Linked DNA regions of Homo sapiens: region 2 is linked to region 1. A link is a loop called in an ENCODE intact Hi-C map of the cell type or tissue named here. Cell type or tissue: IMR-90. All regions are shown on one strand. Links, peaks and the distances in the headings refer to the core of each region. The heading gives the core; the rest is flanking DNA.

Region 1 (9,850 bases), core at 901-8,900:
ATGAGGTAAGAGATGTGAAAATGCATTGAAAAATTAAACCCTGTATTCAAAGGGTAGAAAAGCATTAACTGACTGGTAAGGCTAATAAGTCTCCCATGTCATTACTCAGGTCTCAGGTGACTTTTTTTTTTTTTTTTAACTTATAGTGGGCAATCCTTTTAGTTTTGAAATCTAGGAGGAATGAATAATGCCCTTCTCCAGAAACATTACCCAGGACTGCACTCAGGTTTTCCAGGGTGGCCAGGCTCATCTTGCACGTGGAAAAAGCTTAGTTGCCATTAGTATCGATCTCTTTATAAGGATGCAAAACATAGAAGTTGGCCCATTACATGGGGAAGGTCTTGGGAATACTGGTCCTCACTGATCAGAAATAGACTAGGACAACAAATAGCCAATCAGAGGAAAACTGAGCTGCGAAACTCTTGCCCTGGGTGGTCCCAGGACTTCCAAAAAACGGAATCACATTTTGAAGAGAGGGAACTATTGCTGGGAAAGAGACTGATGGCCACATATTGAAATAATGTCTAATTATAATAAAGACAGATGGAGAATGTGACTACAGGTTGGAACTTGGTATTAGACCTCTATTTAATGAGGCTTATTTACTAGCTGGATGGCACTGGGCTACTTCACTTTCCCAAGCTTTAGAATCCTCACCTGTGAAAATGGAGATAATGACTCAAGACTGTAGTCACTAAATGCATATCAACTGCTTAACAAAGTTTCTGAGAAGTTGTAATCAAATACATACTGTCCATCATTAACTTCTGGCTTTCAAATCCTGGATTTCAAATTCTGGATGCAGATCAAAATCTTCTGTGGCATACTTAAAAAAACCAGATGACTGGGTTGCAACTCAGAGATTCTCATTTAGGAGGTCTGGTGTGAGGCCTAGGTAGTCGCTGTTGTCAAAAATGCTACGGGTGATTCTGATGTGCAGACATGGTGAGTTGGAGTTATATTAGATACTCTTTCTCACCCTCTAAGACTAAGAGATTTTCCAGATTTACTGTATATAAGATTTATTGTGACAAATTTTGGTGCAATAATATCTGGAGGGGCATTCAGAAATCAGTATCTTAAAGCAAGTTAGCTCTTTCTGTGGGAGAAGGTTTGCATCCCCTATTGAGAAATCTCAGCTACTCTGACTCCAGCCACATCTTTTTTCCCTTTCCTATTCATTCCATTTTAAGAAATTTAATATTCTTGTTTAATGTACACTATTCAGTGACATGCTTTAAAAGGCTTTATTCATATGGCACATACTCCATGCAATGTGTTTGGTGTCAGATGAGAGGGACAGGTGATTAAACACACTGATCTAAAAAACATCAGTGGCAAAGCTGTCAGCAGAATTAATTTGCCAAGTAAAACCAAGACCAAGTGGCAGAAAAGGGGGTGAAATTATCATGAGGTTCCCCTGTGTCTGGCGCCTTGCTCCTACTTCCTTAAGACTCTTTTGTTTAATGCTCATAAGATAGGGAGGAGGAGGTGGAAAGTGAACTGTCTGGAAAGAAGAGTAGGATTTAGATGAAGAAGAGTGGTGGAGAGAATGCCTGGGGAAATGTATGGAGGAAGACAGTATACAGTGTGCTGGGAGGATCACAGATCAGTCTGATTAGAATGAACTCTTCCCATCCAATGTGGCTGAACACAACGCTCTAGACAGATTGCAAAGGGCCTCAATTCCAGTCCAAGGAGTGACCTTTATCTTCTGGGGAATGAGGAGGCCTGAAAGGTTTTTGAGCACAGTGTGATGAGAAGGTCAACATGATGAAAGCGGTGCTTTAGAAAGATGGCGCTAGCAGTAGAGTGCAGGCAGAGGGACTAGTTCCCAGGCTACTGCTGTTAGGTATAGAGACAAGGAAGGAAAGCCCCAGAGTGAGGCATTCACTATATGGAAGAAAAGGAAGAATCATTAGGGTTTGGTGGCTCGCTACTTAAGGCATATTGTAGTGAAGCACTAAGGCAAAAATGTCACCCCATGTCCTTCCTGCTCTACTCTTTCCTGCTTTTTTCCTGATCTGTACTACGTTCCAAACTAGAAACTTATTATAGGAGCTGCCAAGCTCAGGGAGGGAGGCAGCTGTGTGTGTGACTCAGGAAAGCTTTCTTTCCTCATAGGGAGAGTTTTCTGCCCTCACTATTGGGACAGAAGCAAACAGGCTTCTATCACAACAGTGACAGCATGCAAGCACCCTTAACTACAGCTGAAGGAGAATAATGCCTTGTATTAATGTATACTCTGCCTGGTTCCAGGGTTGATTTAAAATGACTGAAACAAAACCACAGGGGCAGCAGAGACTTATTAACGCCCACTGTGTTAGTGAGCAAACAAGGCTCCTTTCGAGGCAGAAGTTGCTCCCACGTCCCTCTTCAGTGCATATGATAGATGGAAGCAGGATTTAATTCTCCATCCATTGTCATAGGTCACGATTGCCTTTTCCTCAGGATTATTCTTTCTTTTTAGAAGTAGCTGCATTTACATCTTAAAATACTCAAAGCAAACAATTCTTCCTCATGTACGTTTTTAAAAGTATCTTGAAGCAAAATTCCTCATTAGCATCATGTGTATGTGCTTGCTCATTAAGCTGGAAAACATATTCAATAACCAAGGGTAACTTCATGATCACAGAGAAGTGCGGTCGCTCCGACTGGATGGGTCTTTATACACACCTGAGTCAGGAAGCATGAAAACCCCAGAATAAAAAGTTGGAAGGAAAAACAATACAATAAAGTTACTTAAAAAAATCACTTTTGAATCATGTGGTAGACTAGATTCCCACTTGCTGCATTCTGTCATTATCATATTGAACGTTTAAGCACATTCCCAAGCGCCAGGATTCCCACACCCACTTTAGTGATCGGGGTGGCTTCATGTTTGTGTTTTACCAACTGGCCCTCTGTTATGCTTTCACTTGACAAAAGGCTTTTAGGAGTAAATGTGTATGAACATCATTACAGTTTAGATTTCCCACGAAACTGCAATTTCACATCATGCCCTTGGATTTTATCCATGAAAGATAAGAAACAACAGACAAATTACAGCTTTGCATTCTGGTAAAGTTGCTAGTTTGAAAATAATTGGCCACTACATTGTTCAGGTGGCTTTTATTTGTTTGGCTTATGTTTGTTTATCTTATTGTAAGAACACTCATGATAATTATTTTCAGAGAACACAAGGTAGTCCTACCTGGTGATATGGCACATCTCCTTTTATTAGATAATCGAGTCAGTTATAAGATCTTTTGTATTTTCCTTTGGTCTTGGCTCTCAGGGAGCTCAGAGATAAGCAGTGAGTAAGTGTGTGTGATTGTGCGTGTGTGTATATAAAATGAAGGACAGGTGGTATATGAAAACAACAAATCCTCAATTTCACAAGTTTCAATAGATTTTTTCATCTTATGATATAAAGGTAGGAAAATAAGGTGACATTTGTGCACTTGCAACAAATCATCATGGAATTAATTCTTAGTGTTTTTGTAACATGTTATTTCCCAATTGATGTTTGCTAAAGATTATACTGCTATAATTGAGTATAAAAATAAAGTACTAATGAAATCATGCTGGTATTAACTCTTCATAATTAGAACTGATACCAAATGTTTATCCTTCATGATTATATCAATCTTTTACTTACTGATTTTGGGGTCAATTTACTTTAAATTTACTTTAAAAAATAATATTTAATACATATTATACCATGCTATAATAAATATCATATTTGAATGAAGACAAATATAATAGAAATATTTATAGGAGTACTGTACTTGAAACCTGGAAAGAGAAGACGGGAAATATGATTAAGGTAGGAGAACACCTTAATTTTATCTGTAATATTATGGTTCTTAAGATCAAAAGCAAATATGCTAAATGTTTGCATCTGTTCAAATTAGGTGGTAGAGCACAAGTATTATATTACTTTTAATATTTTCAAAACACTGTACTTTATCATTTAAAATAAAAATATTAGTTTTGACATTTTGCTTAAAAATGTTTAAATTATCAACCTTGGTAAATAGTTTTTGCATGATTTTGATCAGGAAAGTTTATTTCTAAGTTGTTTAAACAAACTTTGAAAAAGAAATATGTGCATGGAGACATTCCACTGGACCAAGATAATGTTTCTTTGTAAACAACTATTTGAGTTTGTGTCTGTATAAAAGCGACTTTCAAGCAGAGTTTATCATATGAAGGGAATCATCTCTCTCTTTGTCCTCATCTTATGTGTTTGTCCACTAAAATGTTAAACTCAAAAACACATGGTGGCATTTTAGTTTACAGGCTCAAACCAGCCGTTCCTCACTGACTTCCTGCAGTATTGCCGGTGAGTTCTGATTGCTCCGAGAGAGGACTGTGTGGTCAGAAATAGTTGTGAGCTATTCTGAAACTCTTGCGATGAAGGACTTTAAGTAGAAATATTTCAACATTTTGCCTTGAAATAAAAATGCTTCTGAGTTTCTCAAAAATATTAAGCTTTAAAAAGTAAGAAAGGAAAGGATCTGTGAGTACCCTCCTAGAGTGAACCCCAGGTAAGGTCCTCTGGTCAAAGGTGTTTGGAGGTCTGCAGCTATTACTGCCACTTTTTTTTCCCCCCACTGAGGCATATACCTTTTAGTTTACCATAGATCTCATTTAATTCAATTGAATCACATAAGTGTAGCTGAGCACCTACTTGGTACCAGGTACTAGGCTGAACATCAGAGACAAAGATGATGCTTGTGATTACGGTTGGCAACAGAGATCACAACAGAAGGAGGAAAACAAATATTCATAAAACAGAGTCATCAGAGCTTGGGCTTGTTAGCATGAAAATGTATTTTGCTATCACTGAGCAGTAATAACTACTTACACCTGGCGGGTACAAAAAAGCTTTCACGGAGGATGTGATGCTTAAGCTGGAACTTGGAAAAGGAGTAGAATTTCAGCAGGTGGTCTCCCTGGTGCCTTCTAACAAGAGGACATGTAAATCCTTTCTCCACTGAGGATTTCCCCCTAACAGTGTCATTCTCATCCCAGATAAGTCAAGTAACTCAGAATTGTATTTTAACCTAAATCTATCATTCACTCAAAAGCATTTTTTAGGTACTGATAATGGGCTGAATTCCTCATTGCAAGATTCATGGGTCTATGTATTTTTCACTAAACTGTGTGAAGAAAACGGGTTGGAGATTAAGTGACTATAGCTACAGATAAAGAAGGAACAAAGAACCTAGGAGCATCCACCCCAGGAAGGAAGCATTCCCCAATGATAAAGAGCATAGTTGGAACCCTGGACACTTACAAATCACTGAATAATTTACTGATTGGAAGGACATTAAAGAAATGCTGAAAAATCAAACAGGAATCCTCATTAATCCATTCATTCACTCAACCATTCTATGTGGAGTGGCTACTCTGTGCAAAACACTGTGCTAGGGGTCAGGGAAGGCAGAGGAACTTGCTAAATTCACGTAGCAAAGGATCCAGCAGAGAAGAATCAGCAAAGACTGCAAGGGTGGTAGGAAGACAAGAATGAGCTGGATAAACAATTGATATTATTCTTAAGCCTGAGTGTACAAAATGGTTTTGCTCTTGGCTTCATCTCAGAAGACTTTTTAAGCTGCATAAACAAATGTAGACTTTTCTTTCAATAATAGTAAGTGGATGCTACAGGAATATAATATGTTTTTTTAAATGGGTGTTTTGAATTACTTCTAAGAGGAAATATCATTTTTATGAAACCAACAAGCTATTGACAAACATTAGACTTATCAGTTATTACCTGAAATTTGGCAGTATTTTAATTACTGTAATTTGTTTGGTCAATGTATATATTATATATAGTGTGTAAGAGAGATCTGATTCATCTTTACCCAGTCTAGTCATCCATTTTATACATTGTCAGTCTTCTATTTTAAGCAAGCTCAGTTATAAACTCTAAATTCAAAATATTTTTTATTTTTACATATTATCTTTTTTTTTTGAGACAGCGTCTCGCTCTGTCATCCAGGCTGGAGTGCAGTGGCGCAGTCTCCGCTTACTGCAAGCTCTGCCTCCCAAGTTCTCGCCATTCTCCTGCCTCAGCCTCTCGAGTAGCTGGGACTATAGGCGCCCACGACCTCGCCCGGCCCACCACCAGGCCCGGCTAATTTTTTGTATTTTTAGTAGAGACCAGGGTTCACTGTGTTAGCCAGGATGGTCTCAATCTCCTGACCTCGTGATCCACCCGCCTCGGCCTCCCAAAGTGCTGGGATTACAGGCGTGAGCCACTGCGCCTGGCCTACATATTATCTTTTATCTTGTTTTCAAAATAAATATCTTTAAGTGTCACACTATATATGGACATAGCATAAAACATAAATTCTGTTTAAATAAGTTAGCTTATAGTTGATTACAATTTAAAATCACTGGGTGATAACTTTTGTTGTGTCTCTGAATAGTATGTGTTCTATACCTTTGTCACTGACATAAGGTCTACTGAGACTTGACAGTTATCAGGCAGGCAGATTTGGAGCATGCTTAGATAGATTATCATCACACACATATCAAGGTACAATGGGACCTGGGCCAACAAACCATGCAGGATACTTTCATTATTCATCCAAATGTTGTATTAGCTAGGGGCCCCTTCACAGGAGTTGAAGTTTAAGCTTATGTTTTCCTTGATAAAATGCTAGCCCCTAAATAAATGAACTAGTTTGTTCTCTAATTTAGGATTTTTTTTCCTAATCGGCAAAAGTACTTTTAAAATGTAAAGTTCTAATCAAAAGTAACAGAATATAATTAAAAATATGTAAAATATTTAGAAAGAAATGTGATGACTTTAACTTTGTATCATACTCATAGATTACAGAGTCACTTGGATCACAAAATACTCATTATAATGTTAGGAAAAATTACCAGTATATAAATTGGAATACAAAGGTATAGAAAAATTAGTAAAAATGTATACAAATTAAAAATACTCCTCCTTGATTATAGAAAAACCTAGAGGCTAGTCCACAATTAGGATACTAAGATGCTCAGGATATAAAAAACAGCAAAAGATAAGTCCATATGTATAAATTACCAGGGAAATAAGAGAGTTTCTGAATTGCTCTCCCATTTCTACTTGCCTTTCCTCAAGTCAGTTCATGCTGCAGCTAGGGCAATGCCTTTAAAATGTAAATGAGAATCAGTCCCTTGCTCAAAATCTAGCAAAGGCTTCCTTCCCCTGGACCTTAGAATAAAACTTGTAGTCCTTACCGTGGTTCATGAGGCCCTGTGTGATCCGGCTCTTGACTACCTATGCCATTTTATTTCTGATCAATCTTATACACTCTTTCCGTGCTCCAACCACACTAGACTTTTACTGCTCCTCCAACATGCCACATGCTTCTGCCACCAGCACTTTTCACTTGCTGTTCCCTCTGCCTGGAATGTCCTAATCTCAGATACTTGCATGGCTCAAATATTACTTTTCTAACAAACCTACCCTGAGTGCCCTATCTAACACAGCACCTATTTCCTCTCTGAATCATGGTATATTACATACTTTTTTTTTTTTTTTGAGACAGTCTCGCTCTATCCCCCAGGCTGTAGCGCAGTGGCACAATCTCACTGCACTGTAACCTCCGCCTCCTGGGTTCAAGCGATTCTCATGCCTCAGCCTCCAAGTAGCTGGAATTACAGGCGCCCACCACCATGCCCAGCTAATTTTTCTATTTTTAGTAGAGACAGGGTTTCGCTATGTTGACCAGGCTAGTCTCAAACTCCTGACCTCAGGCGATCCGCCCGCCTTGGCCTCCCAAAGTGCTGGGATTTACAGGCATGAACCACTGCACCTGGCCCATACTTGATTTTTTTAATTGTCTGTTTTCTTCACTAGAATGTACACTTACACATAGAAAGTGACCTTGTCTGCTTTGTTCAGTGTTGTACTCTTCACAACTAGAACAATGGTTGATGCAAAATAGGCACTCAATAAATATTTGTTGAAAAAATGAATAAGTAAATGAATACATTCTGAATTTAAAATATGCTTATATTTCAGTGATCTAGACATAAAGTTTAGATTCAAATTACATGTTAATTAGATCAATGCATATTGTTTTGCTCCAATTATCAAAAAGTATTAGTTCATTTATACATATGATAAATATTTGTTAATTTTTGTTAAATGACTAGCTCATAGTGGATGTGCAATAGATATTTGTTGAATAAATGGAGTACCTACCATGTACAGGTTATTAGACATTTTGGTATTTAATTACCAAACAATGGTCCAAATAGTCCTATTAGGTAGAACAGGTTATTTTAAACATGATGATGAATTTTGTGCCCTAATGATCAGTCTTCAGTAATCAATGTGAACGGTAAAGGTCCCCAGAGTTTGAGAGCCCTAGGCTACATGCAGTGCATACAATTAGCCTTTTCACTATCTATATACATTCTTAGTATTAAAATCCATATTATATAATTTTCATATTTTTTCATTGTCATGCCCAAAATGCTTTAGATTCTCTGTCTGAATCTCCTTATTCTGAACAAAAACTCAATCAGCCTTTTCTTTCAATGGTTAGTTAATCTGTACCAATCTTTGTTGTTAGTATCCTTAAGATCACCTATCCTTCAAAATATGACTCAATATTTATTCCAGAGGTGGAAAATGATTGAAGGTTACTGTCTGCTGTAAGCCTTTCCCAACTGAGCAGTTTCTTCTTTAGGCAATTCAGTATGTGTCTAATTTAAGTAATTTGATCATTTGATTATTCTGATCTGACTTCCGATTATACTTGCATCAAGACATCTATTTCATTTCAAAGATGCAGGGACAGCTACTGAGAAAGCAAATAAACTTGGGCCTGTTTTGGTTGAAACTACTTTCTGTGGGTTCAAAAGTTTAGGTAGAACAAGAGGAAAAATGAGTATCAATGTATTACTTATGCAACTATTATTAAATCATGAACTACAACAGAAGGATGTTAAATATTACATAAATACTTTGAAGTGAAAGATGTTGCCTTTTCACAGGCAATGTTTTTATTTTGACTATGATTTCCAGAGCCTAGTACTCATAAGGCATCTTTGCAGTAAATGTAGTTAATAAGGCAAGCAACTGCAAAGCGGATAATACCTCCCTTTGCATACTTAAAGAGACTTCTTAGGCAGCAATGTTCTTCTGCCTTTCTGATACACATGTTCTGCCTGGGGAGACAGCATGCTGTTAGGTTTGTGCCTAGTTAACATTAGGGATTGGGCTGTATCTTGATATATAAGGTTTAGGCTAAACAAAGATTTATAAAAATTGAATCTAAAGATGATAACTGTGACTTGTCATTGGAATATTTTTATTGACAGAGGGACATTAAAATGGTTCAATGGCATTCTAGAGGCTATCACTGAAGCTTTTTTTTTTTTTTTTTTTTTTTTGCCAGTCTGGTAATGACTAAAATGTATACAGGGTTTTAGATGCTCATTCCAAACTTGGTCCATTCAGCTACATAATCTGCGATATGTGTGCCCCTTTAAAATAATTTATGATTAAAGTCTGCAACTGTGGCTAAATTGCACACATTAGGGTCTACTGTTTTTTAAAGGCTAAAGAATGATTATCATATTCACGATGTTTTTAAACAGCAGAAAGCACAAGCCTTTAAAATATAATACACTTTGAAGTAATTGTATTTAAGCAGTCCACACTAAATAAAAGGGCAACTATATTTTTAAAAGATAATACATATGCAGGAAACAATGGTGACCACTTAATAAGTAGCTGAAAACATTTGAAATGTGACATTTAGGGGAAGGCTCGTTTCTATGAGAAAATACATGTGATTTTACTTGGTATCATATTGTGGAAAGTGGAACCAGAGCTGTCAGGTTACTT
Region 2 (9,850 bases), core at 677-8,676, 200 kb before region 1:
CATAAAATTAATATAAGTGAAATGTCAACAGTCACTTAAAGTGATAGCTGATATTTAATAGTAGGATGATAAGTGTTTTATATTTTCTTGGTGTGCTTCATTTGATTTTGAGCCTGATGGACTATCATTTCAGTCATCTTGAATATAATAATATTTTTCTTCTACAATAAACTTATTTTAAGCCAATGATTCATTGTTTTTATGGATCAGTCAGTTTAACAGTGCACCTCAAAGTACAGTACCATCAAAAGTTTAAACAAAAATTCTTAACTACTAAACTTAATCTTGTTAGATTCAAAAATAGCTCCTCACAGTGTAAATATGACATTGACAGCTATTTTCTAAGTGATAATTCAGCTCTCCCACAACTGCTGTGGCCTCCTTGTTCTCTAGGAGGTTTGCCTTTCCTTGGCACTATTGTGACTATAAGTGCAAACACAAACTTGGCATCAAAATCATAGCAGAGCTGAGGTGGTCTACCAGATCATCCAGAATATCTTTACATTGACATTCTTTAGATTATTTTCAACATAAAGACACTAGATTAAAAAAGGAAACCTAGGCAATACCATTCAGGACACAGTCATCGGCAAAAACTTCATGAATAAAAGACCAAAAGCAATGGCAACAAAAGCCAAAATAGACAAATGGGATCTGACTAAACTAAAGAGCTTCTGCACACAGCAAAAGAAACTATCATCAGAGTGAACAGGCAACCTACAGAATGGGAGAAAATTTTTGCAATCTATCCATCTGACAAAGGGCTAATATCCAGAATCTACAAAGAACTTAAACAAATTTACAAGAAAAAAAGAACCCCATCAAAAAGTGGGCAAAGGATATGAACAGAGACTTTTGAAAAGAAGACATTTGTACAGCCAACAAACATATGAAAAAAAGCCCATCATCACCGGTCATTAGAGAAATGCAAATCAAAACCACAATGAGATACCATCTCACGCCAGTTAGAATGGCGATCATTAAAAAGTCAGGAAACAACAGATGCTGGAGAGGATATGGAGAAATAGGAATGCTTTTACACTGTTGCTGGGAGTGTAAATTAGTTCAACCATTGTGGAAGACAGTGTGTATGGTGATTCCTCAAGGATCTAGAACTAGAAATATCATTTGACCCAGCAATCCCATTACTGGGTATATACCCGAGGATTATAAATCATTCTACTATAAAGACACAGGCACATGTATGTTTATTGTGGCACTATTCACAATAGCAAAGACTTGGAACCAACCCAAATGCCCATCATTGAAAGACTGGATAAAGAAAATGTGGCACATATACACCATGGAATACTATGCAGCCATAAAAAGGATGAGTTCATGTCCTTTGCAGAGACATGGATGAAGCTGGAAACCATCATTCTCAACAAACTAACACAAGAACCGAAAACCAAACACCATATGTTCTCACTCATAAGTGGGAGCTGAACAATGAGAACACATGGACACAGGTACGGGAACATCACACACCAGGGCCTGTCAGGGGTGCCGGGTTAGGGGAGGGATAGCAGTAGGAGAAATACCTAATATAGGTGACGAGTTGATGGGTGCAGCAAACCACCATGGCACGTGTATACCTATGTAACAAACCTGCATGTTCTGCACATGTACACCAGAACTTAAAGTACAAAAAAAAAAAAGAATTAAAAACATAAAAAAATAAAAAAGACCGTCTTTTATAACTCAGACCCTTAAGAATAAGGCTTTTGGAGTCCTCAGTCGCTTGGAACAATACAAAATTTATTATCTTATAGTTCTAGAGGTCAGAAGTCCTAAAATCAGTGTGTCAGTATGGCCATGTTCCTTTTAGAGTCTCTAGGGGGAAAAGCCTGTTTCCTTTTCCAACTTCTAGAGCCTGCCTGCATTCCTTGGCACATGGGCCCTTCTTCCACCTTCAAAGAGCATCACATCAAACTCTGCTTCCATTGTCCCATCACCTTCTATGACTTGGACTCATTTGCCTTCCGCTTATAAGGACCCTTGTGATTTCACTGGGCCCACCCAGGTAGTTCAGCCTAATCCTTCCATCTCTAGATCCTTAGCTTAATCACATCTGCAAAGTACTTTCAACCAAGTAAGGTAATATATTCACAGGTTCCAGGGATAAGGACGTGGACATCTTTGGGGAGGCCATTTTTCAGCCTACCACATCCGAATGCTAAAAACTTGTTGTATATAAATTAAATAAAAAAGCTGTGATGTTGTATGTTGCATTCATTAGCCATGATTATTCTTTTAGGACAAAAGTCTAATGCTAGAATGTACCAACCACAAGATATATACATTAAAAAAAAGACTTTTAGTAAACAATGCCAAATTACCCTCTAGAAGGGTTACTTTGAATTACACTTTTGACAGTAGTGCATAGTTGCTTGACCGCATTGGTATTATTTGTTAAAAATCCTTTGCTATTTGATAGGAAAAAAATTCATTGTTATTTTACTTTTGAGTAATTTGCTGTTAGTTATTTTGATGATATTGAACATGTAAAAATATATTCACTGGTTATTACAGAAATAATTTAGATGGAAATTTTATTCAAGGCTCTACTGCTTTATAGGGTTTACTTTGTAATGTAGAAATCTCCTAACCTGTAAAATTACAGCATCAGGAGGAAAACGTAGAATGCCTTTGAACTAAAGTTCACATCTCAGAGTGTTTAGGAGAGTGAACTAATTGTTTAAACGGATGCAAGGATGATACTGTTCAGGATGAAATAACTGTTCAGTGCATTTTGTGTATATAGTTGTTACGCTCTTCTAACAGGGATAGCCTGTTCAATTATAGATGTGTGCCCAAGTTAGAGCATGTCACTTGTTTCTGCTACACTAGGCGTGGTCTTTCCGGGGAAAACATCTTATGATAAATTTACATTATTGCTAAATAAGAACTAAATATTTTATCTGAGAGCAATTATCATCTAATTCTTGTCATGAAAATATTGGCAGCAGGAAAATTTTCTTAATAGATAAAAATTGAAGGATTTTTATAAATTGTTTTATTACACAACTATTACATACTCATTCAATAAAGAATTTTCATTGCAGATCATCGGAAGAAACAAAAACAAGCTGTGGTGAAGAAGAAACGTTTTCTAAAGCCTCTTTTATCCCCAGGATGGTTGAGAAGTCAGAGGCCTGCAATGCTAGGAAGAGAGGGTCTAAAGTGGTAAGATTAAACACATAATATAAGATGGGTAGGGGTGTATAGGTGGCTATATTTTGTTTGCTTATACTCTATCTTTTCTCCCTCCAAAGCATCACTTGTTGCTGAGTTAGGGAATCCAGAAACAATGCAAGGCAAGCCTTGAGAAAAATCATGCAAAATATTGCTTTCAGAGTTTGGAGAGGCAACAATATCCTTTCTTCTTTGCTCAGTCCCGCTGGGGCTTTGCTTTCCTTGAAGAAGATGCGTCAGTGGTTTTCTTTCTTTAAGATATCTAGGAGGAGGCTGTTTTTAGCTGAGAGCTGCTGCTTTGCCTATCACTGCAGTGTCGTGTAGGATGCCTGGTAGAGAAGGCAGCTGGAGAGGAGGAAGTCGGAAAGTGAATGCCTGTAAAGAAAGAGCTCAGGAATAAAAAGAGAATATGCTAGGCTGTGCGCACCCAGCAGGTGCAGCTTTCAGGCGTGGCAGAACAGGGTGGGTGCCTTTGGCAATCTCTAGTCTCTTGGGATCTTTTATTTGTTTGGTATTCTAAGAAGATCTGACTTATTTGTACCATTTCAATGATATTGTGAGATTAATATGTTTCCTGGTGCATAGTAATTAACATCAGGCTCTGCAGAATGGAATATTCCAGGACTTAGAGAATGCTGGACATTTTATGGGCTGCAGCCAGCAGATGGTGATAGCGTACCACAAAAAAGCCAATGAAGCGGGCTTGGTGAAGCTGGGAGGTTCAGTTTTGTTTTGCTTTGTTATTTAAGCTTGACAATACCCATCTATATATCCTGTGGGTGCACAGTGTTTGAGCCCAGTCTGGTCTTAAACTTGTTTTATGATGATATCATTATTTTTTACTGCTACAAATTAACTGTCGGTTTCAATCTACCCCATGTTTCAGCTGCCTTCAGGGATCATCTTGTCAGTTATGCAGCTTTCCAATTTTATGGCTGAGATCAAGAATGATTCCTTAAAGGCACATGGGAAACACAGTGAAATGTGGGAGAGTGGATGTGAGCTCTGCTACATGGCCGATATTATAGGTGCACAGGAAAGATAGATAAGGGCAAACCACTAAGGCCCCAATTCAGTTTGAAATTTGACTGTCTTGACATTTACTTAGGTGCAATCATTTATCTAGATATTGATGGTGACCTACTATCACTGGAATAAAATGGAGCTAGAGGAGTTTCAGTATTATTTTACAGAGTTATGTTCAAACATGTGAGAATGTAAGGACTTGTGGGCACACCAATATTTTCAGGTCCACAGGAAATTCTTTCACTAGGACATAAAGTCATTCATTCATTCTTCCTTGTGTCCAGTGCTTCTTGAGTGCTTATTGGGTGCTTATCCTTGTTCCACGCGCTAGGAAGTCCTTGCAGACTTACCTCACAGGAACTCCTCGTTGCTGCCTATCTTTTCTTGAAGTGTAAGGGCGAAAGGAGGTTAGGATCCCCTTTATAGAGAGCTGGCAGAGCACCATTGATTGATGATAAACTTGAAGGAGAAAAGGGTCATATTCTAGTTTGCTCCAGTCAAAGATTTCCATCAGGAATAGACTGTTGTAAATCTGCTGCTGAATTCTGCTACTGGCCGGCATACTGTCCAAAGATGTACTGAGAGACATTGGGAAATCCCAAAAGTCAGTTAGAAAGGTCAGGCTATTCTTCAAATGTTAGATGGACAAAGTAAGCATGGGTTCAAGCCCCCTGTCAAATCATCTGCAGTCTACAAATAGCTTATTTCACCAGCTTCCTAACTAATGTGGTATCTTCTTCTAGAACTTGGCGAGTTTTATCAGGATTAAGTAACGATGGTTCCCCTATAGCCTGCCCATTATGAGCCAGGTCCTTTCCAGGTATTACTTTAATCTTTATGACACTCATTCAAGCTGGGCATTATTATACTGTTTTGATATATAAGATAACTGAAGCTTAAAGAAGTTGATTAATTTGCCAAGTATGTAGCCAAGTTGGGAATTAAACCAAGGTCTGTCCATGCCCCTCCGACTATGCCATACTCTCTCTCTTTTGAAGAATTGTTTGCTATAACATTGTTTCATTGGCCAGAACAAGTATGGAAGGGAAATAAAGGAAGCAGTCCCAGGATTTGTGCTGAGAGAGGCTGACATCTGTAAGGGGATCAGGCAGAAGATATAATATACAGGAACCCAGAAGTGTCCCATCATTTGGTCTGCAGGGCTTTGGAATATTGGGAAACAAAATCATCAGAATTTTCTGGGAGGTGGGTGGTTAGCCTGCAGAAATAGGGTGTCTTGTTCCAAACAGAGGCTTCAGAGCATCAGACAGACTGTGGAGTTAAAAGACGAGAAGCAAAGTGCAATTAGAACTGCCATACCAGGAAAACCTTTGCTTGAATGCAGGCTACAAAAGATGGATAGCGATGCATTGGTCTTTTCAGCTCCACTCTCAGGCAGGGATAACAACATGACCGGCAGCAGCATTTTGAAACACAGACAGCCACCACCACTGATATTTATTTATAGAGAGAAAGTGCGCGAGGTGCACAGAAACACTTTGAACACTAAGCGCAGTGCAAATGGGCTCACTATTGATTCTTAGTGGAAACGTTCATGTCTGCCTCATGAACAAATATTACTCCTGAGACCATCTTTAACAAAATATTTAGTCTGACCTCTCCAGACTGCATTTACAAACTCATTTCTCTTTTCGTTATGTTTTAGTCCTTTTCACCGTGATGTAAGTAGGCTCTCCAGCAGTCCCAGAAGACTTTCACAAGAAGAGTTTCAACAACAGAAAATAAGCCTAAGTGATTGTGTGGTAGGTTCCATCAAAAGGTATCGTGGAAATACTACAGAAGAAGAATGAGAAATTATAGGAAGTTAACATAAAGGGACACAAGGGCACATCAGGGTGTAACATCAGCTGGTGTGGCAGATCTTGGAATGCCAGGAAGCAAAGTTGTCAGACAGTGTCTGTGGGGTTTTCCACCCCCATCGTGGCTCCATTTCCACACGTGTGTCATTAAGTCCATTGTGACTGGACACAGCCAAGTGTGGAGAACCACTTAGGAAACTTTAAGAATCCATTAGAACCATTAGATCTCTTCTGAGCTAGCCAGAATAATTAAATCTATGTCCAATTGGAGACTAGTGTAGCTGCCGATTTTACTTACCTTTCAAAATAATCGAGAGGAAATTCTTATGTGAGATTCACTCACAGATGCCTCCTAATGCATCTTTAAAACATTCTACTCATCTCCAGTCAAAAATGGCTTCTTATTTATGTTGCTGAAGGGCATTTTTCATAATGTACTGTGACTTTATTTTAGTAGTCTGTGAACTAAGGTTACCCATAGAATGGTTGGAAATTAAGCAGTTTGTGACTATAAGTGATGTAAAAAAAATCAAACTGGATATTTATTTGATTGCTCAAAGTTCTGAGTGCATTATCTAGATAGCTTGTCCATTTTTGTCTGGGTTAATGTCAGAAGTTTTCAATTGCAAGTCCCTCCAGAGCAGGACTGATGCCATCTCCATCAGTTTAAGAGCCCCAGGTTCCTCATCCAATAAGCATGTCTTGAGTGCCTATGATGAAACACAAGTTCTTGACCGGCACAGGGTGCTCTTGTCTGGAGATGGCAGTGAAGACATTTTTCTTCCTGCATAAATATGTGCAGGAAATCAAAGCTTTTTTTCTTGCAAACTTACCTTTCCCCTCTCCTGATCCTGTAGAAAGACAGGGAAAATGAGGCCTTTTTTTGTTTATTATTATTATTTTTTAATTTTGAGTATTCAATTCAAAGCTAAAGTTGAGGTACATATAAATGATAAATGGCTCTATGCTAAGGAGCTTGCCATTGTGTATATGGCTGTGTAGCAGACATTTGGCTGTGTTTGTTTTTTTTTCCCTTTTGCTTTAATCCCCTCATAGAAAATAAACATAAACTGGGCACGGTGGCTCACGCCTATAATCCCAGCACTTTGGGAGGCCGAGGCTGGTGGATCACCTGAGGTCAAGAGTACGAGACCAGCCTGACCAACATGGTGAAGCCCTGTCTCTACTAAAAATACAAAGTTATCCGGATGTCGTGCTGCATGTCTGTAGTCCCAGCTACTTGGGAGGCTGAGGCAGGAAAATCGTTTGAACCCAGGAGGCGGAGGTTGCAGTGAGCCGAGATCGCGCCATTGCACTCCAGCCTGGGCAACAAGAGTGAAACTCTGTCTCAAAACAAACAAACAAACAAAAACAAACAAACAAACACCATAATGCAGTCTCCCAGTTACTACACTTTCTCTACCATTGCTTCCCTTTTAACCTTTTAATTCTCCCACCAACAGCTTAGAGGCACTTTTGGCCATCTAGCAGCCTGAAGCCTGCAAACCCCATAGTATTTGCAGTCTATTTAGGGATAGACAGGACAGAACCCAAGGGCATCTATCAGTCTTGGGAGCCTCATATGTTCACAGATTTTCTCCATGGAAATGTGTTTTTTTTTTTTTTTTTTTTTTTTTTTTGAGACGGAGTCTTGCTCTATCACCCAGGCTGGAGTGCAATGGCGCAATCTCGGCTCACTGCAACCTCTGCCTCCTGGCTTCAAGCGATTTTCCTGCCTCAGCCTCCTGAGTAGTTGGGACTACAGGCACGTGCCACCATGCTGGGCTAATTTTTGTATTTTTAGTGGAGACAGGGTTTCAGGAAATGTTCTTGGTTCACCTATATGGAATCTAAAGTATTCGCCTCTTGATACAAATTATTTATATTTATAGAAAATTTATTGTATTTCTATACCCTCTAATCACCTATTCTGGAAAATGTTTCCAAAAGTAGAGAATGAAGTGTAGGAAAAAGCCCAGGGGACTAGAGATAAGACGCTACTTCAAAACTTTAAGGCTGGAGCAAGTCACTTTTATAAGTCTCAGAATTCCCACCAGTTAAAGTGGGAGTAATAATGCCTTTCTTAGCTTTGCTTAATAGAAAAGAAGTACAAATCACTTAAAATTCCAAGGTACGTTGCAAGTGTATGGTTAGAAGAAAAAAAATAAAAACATTTATTAGGTTTCTTCTATATGTAACAAGCCATGCTAAGGTCATACTATTGTATAAGGAGAGAGCCTTATCTAAATATTCCTTACTGTGATTTTTGTACATAAACAGATCACCACAACCACAAGCAACAAGGCAGTATTGGTTTCACAGTTAAAACACTGGGTTTTAGGACGGGCAGACGTGGGTCCAAATTCTAGCTCTGCCATTTTGTGATCTTGTTATTTAACCTCTCTATTTTCTCATTCATAAAACAAAGCTAATAATTTCTACTTCATGGTGTTTCAATAGAGATGAAATGAGACATGGTATGATATAGTATTGGGCACAACTTGAGGATAAAATGATTATTTAGGAACATGGGTACCCATCTACCACAAAAGGTAATTTCTCTTTGCTTTAAGTGAAATATTATGCCCTCACAAAAGCTGTAAATTCATGAGTTTTTTTTTTAATTTCATAATCATACCTTAATTTCACATGAGAGAAATCTAGTTTTAGCCAAGAACCTTTCCCACCTCAAGTCTTTTCGTGGAGAATTGAGGGTCTTCCTTCCCACTGTCTTCAAATTTGTGGCACCATCAGCCCATCAGCCTTTGTAGTAGCTACTAATTCTTAGACTCATGGTCTGCCACAAGCTGTTGGCCAAAAGGAACCCATGGGTGTCTGATTGCTGTGCTGCTTCTGCCACATCAGGTAGGGCTGAGTCCAATCACATTGAGTCCTTGGGGATGTGCTTATCAGGGAGGTGTTAAGGTTTACCGCAAAAGCACATGGACTTTGAGCTAGACCACCTGCATTCAAATCTCAGCTTTGCCCATCTTTCCCTGCATGACCTTGAACAAATTACCCTTTTAAACCTCCACTTTTTCATTTAATGAGTGGATAATAGTAATAACCAACATTTATATAAGCTCTTTCCCGGTGCCAGGTTCTGTGCCGGTGTTTTACATGCACTAACTGATTTAACTTTATAGCATCTTGTGAAGTAGGGATTTAGTATTTTCAGTTTTCAAAAAAAAATTGTAGTAAAAAAATTTAAAATGAGATCTACCGCCTTAATACATTTTTAAGTGTACAACACGTTATTGTTAACAATAGGCACAACACTGGAGGGCAGGTCTCTAGAACTGATTCATTTTGCGTAACTAAAACTCTACACCCATTGAACAATAATTCCTCATTTCTCCCTCCCTGAAGGTTTGGCAACCACTGTTCTTCTCTCTGTTTCTAGTCTGAATGTGACTATTCTAGATACTTTATGTAAGTCAAATAATATAATGTTTCTCTTTCTATGACTAGTTTATTTCACTTAGGATAATGTCCTCAAGATTCATCCATGTTATCAGAAGTGGCAGGATTTCCTTCTTTTTTTTTTTAAAAGCTGAATACTATTTTTATTGTATGTATATACCACACTTTAAAAAACCATTTATCCACCTATAGATGTTTAGGTTGTTTCTACATTTTGGCTTTGTAAATAATGCTGTAATGAAGTTGAGAATGTGGATATCTGTTCACGATCTTAAATTGAAATGAGGTGAGGATTATTTCTAACACCAATTTTACAGCTGAAAAAAAAAACAACCAGAAGCATAGAGAGGTTAAATACATTTTTGCAGGGCACACAGCTAGCAATT

What was found. Hi-C counts contacts between places; a loop is a spot of excess contacts. Peaks named below come from ENCODE experiments on the same cell type or tissue, not always from the same donor. Only the 100,000 strongest peaks of a DNase experiment are listed, where the experiment ranks them.
Region 2: a loop joins it to region 1, with 2.3 times the contacts of the local background. A loop is called at or near these places in 4 of 110 quality-filtered maps.

What each region holds. Positions count from the first base shown.
Region 1 is chr2:192,005,940-192,015,789 of GRCh38, forward strand. The region is part of intron 5 of TMEFF2 (transmembrane protein with EGF like and two follistatin like domains 2); the gene reads right to left. All of the region lies in intron 1 of CAVIN2-AS1 (CAVIN2 and TMEFF2 antisense RNA 1), which reads left to right. Among named protein-coding and RNA genes, the nearest start is that of CAVIN2, 160 kb to the left of the region's middle. In IMR-90, for the core only: no CTCF peak of the experiment used is centred there; DNase peaks (open chromatin) are centred at 2,112 and 5,512; H3K27ac peaks cover 2,655 bases.
Region 2 is chr2:191,808,456-191,818,305 of GRCh38, forward strand. It overlaps LOC729254 (hCG2045843), which reads left to right. Exons shown (of 5, transcript NR_157850.1): 3 at 3,066-3,186; 4 at 5,888-5,984. Among named protein-coding and RNA genes, the nearest start is that of CAVIN2-AS1, 33 kb to the right of the region's middle. In IMR-90, for the core only: a CTCF peak has its summit at 3,857 (motif pointing right); a DNase peak (open chromatin) is centred at 3,866.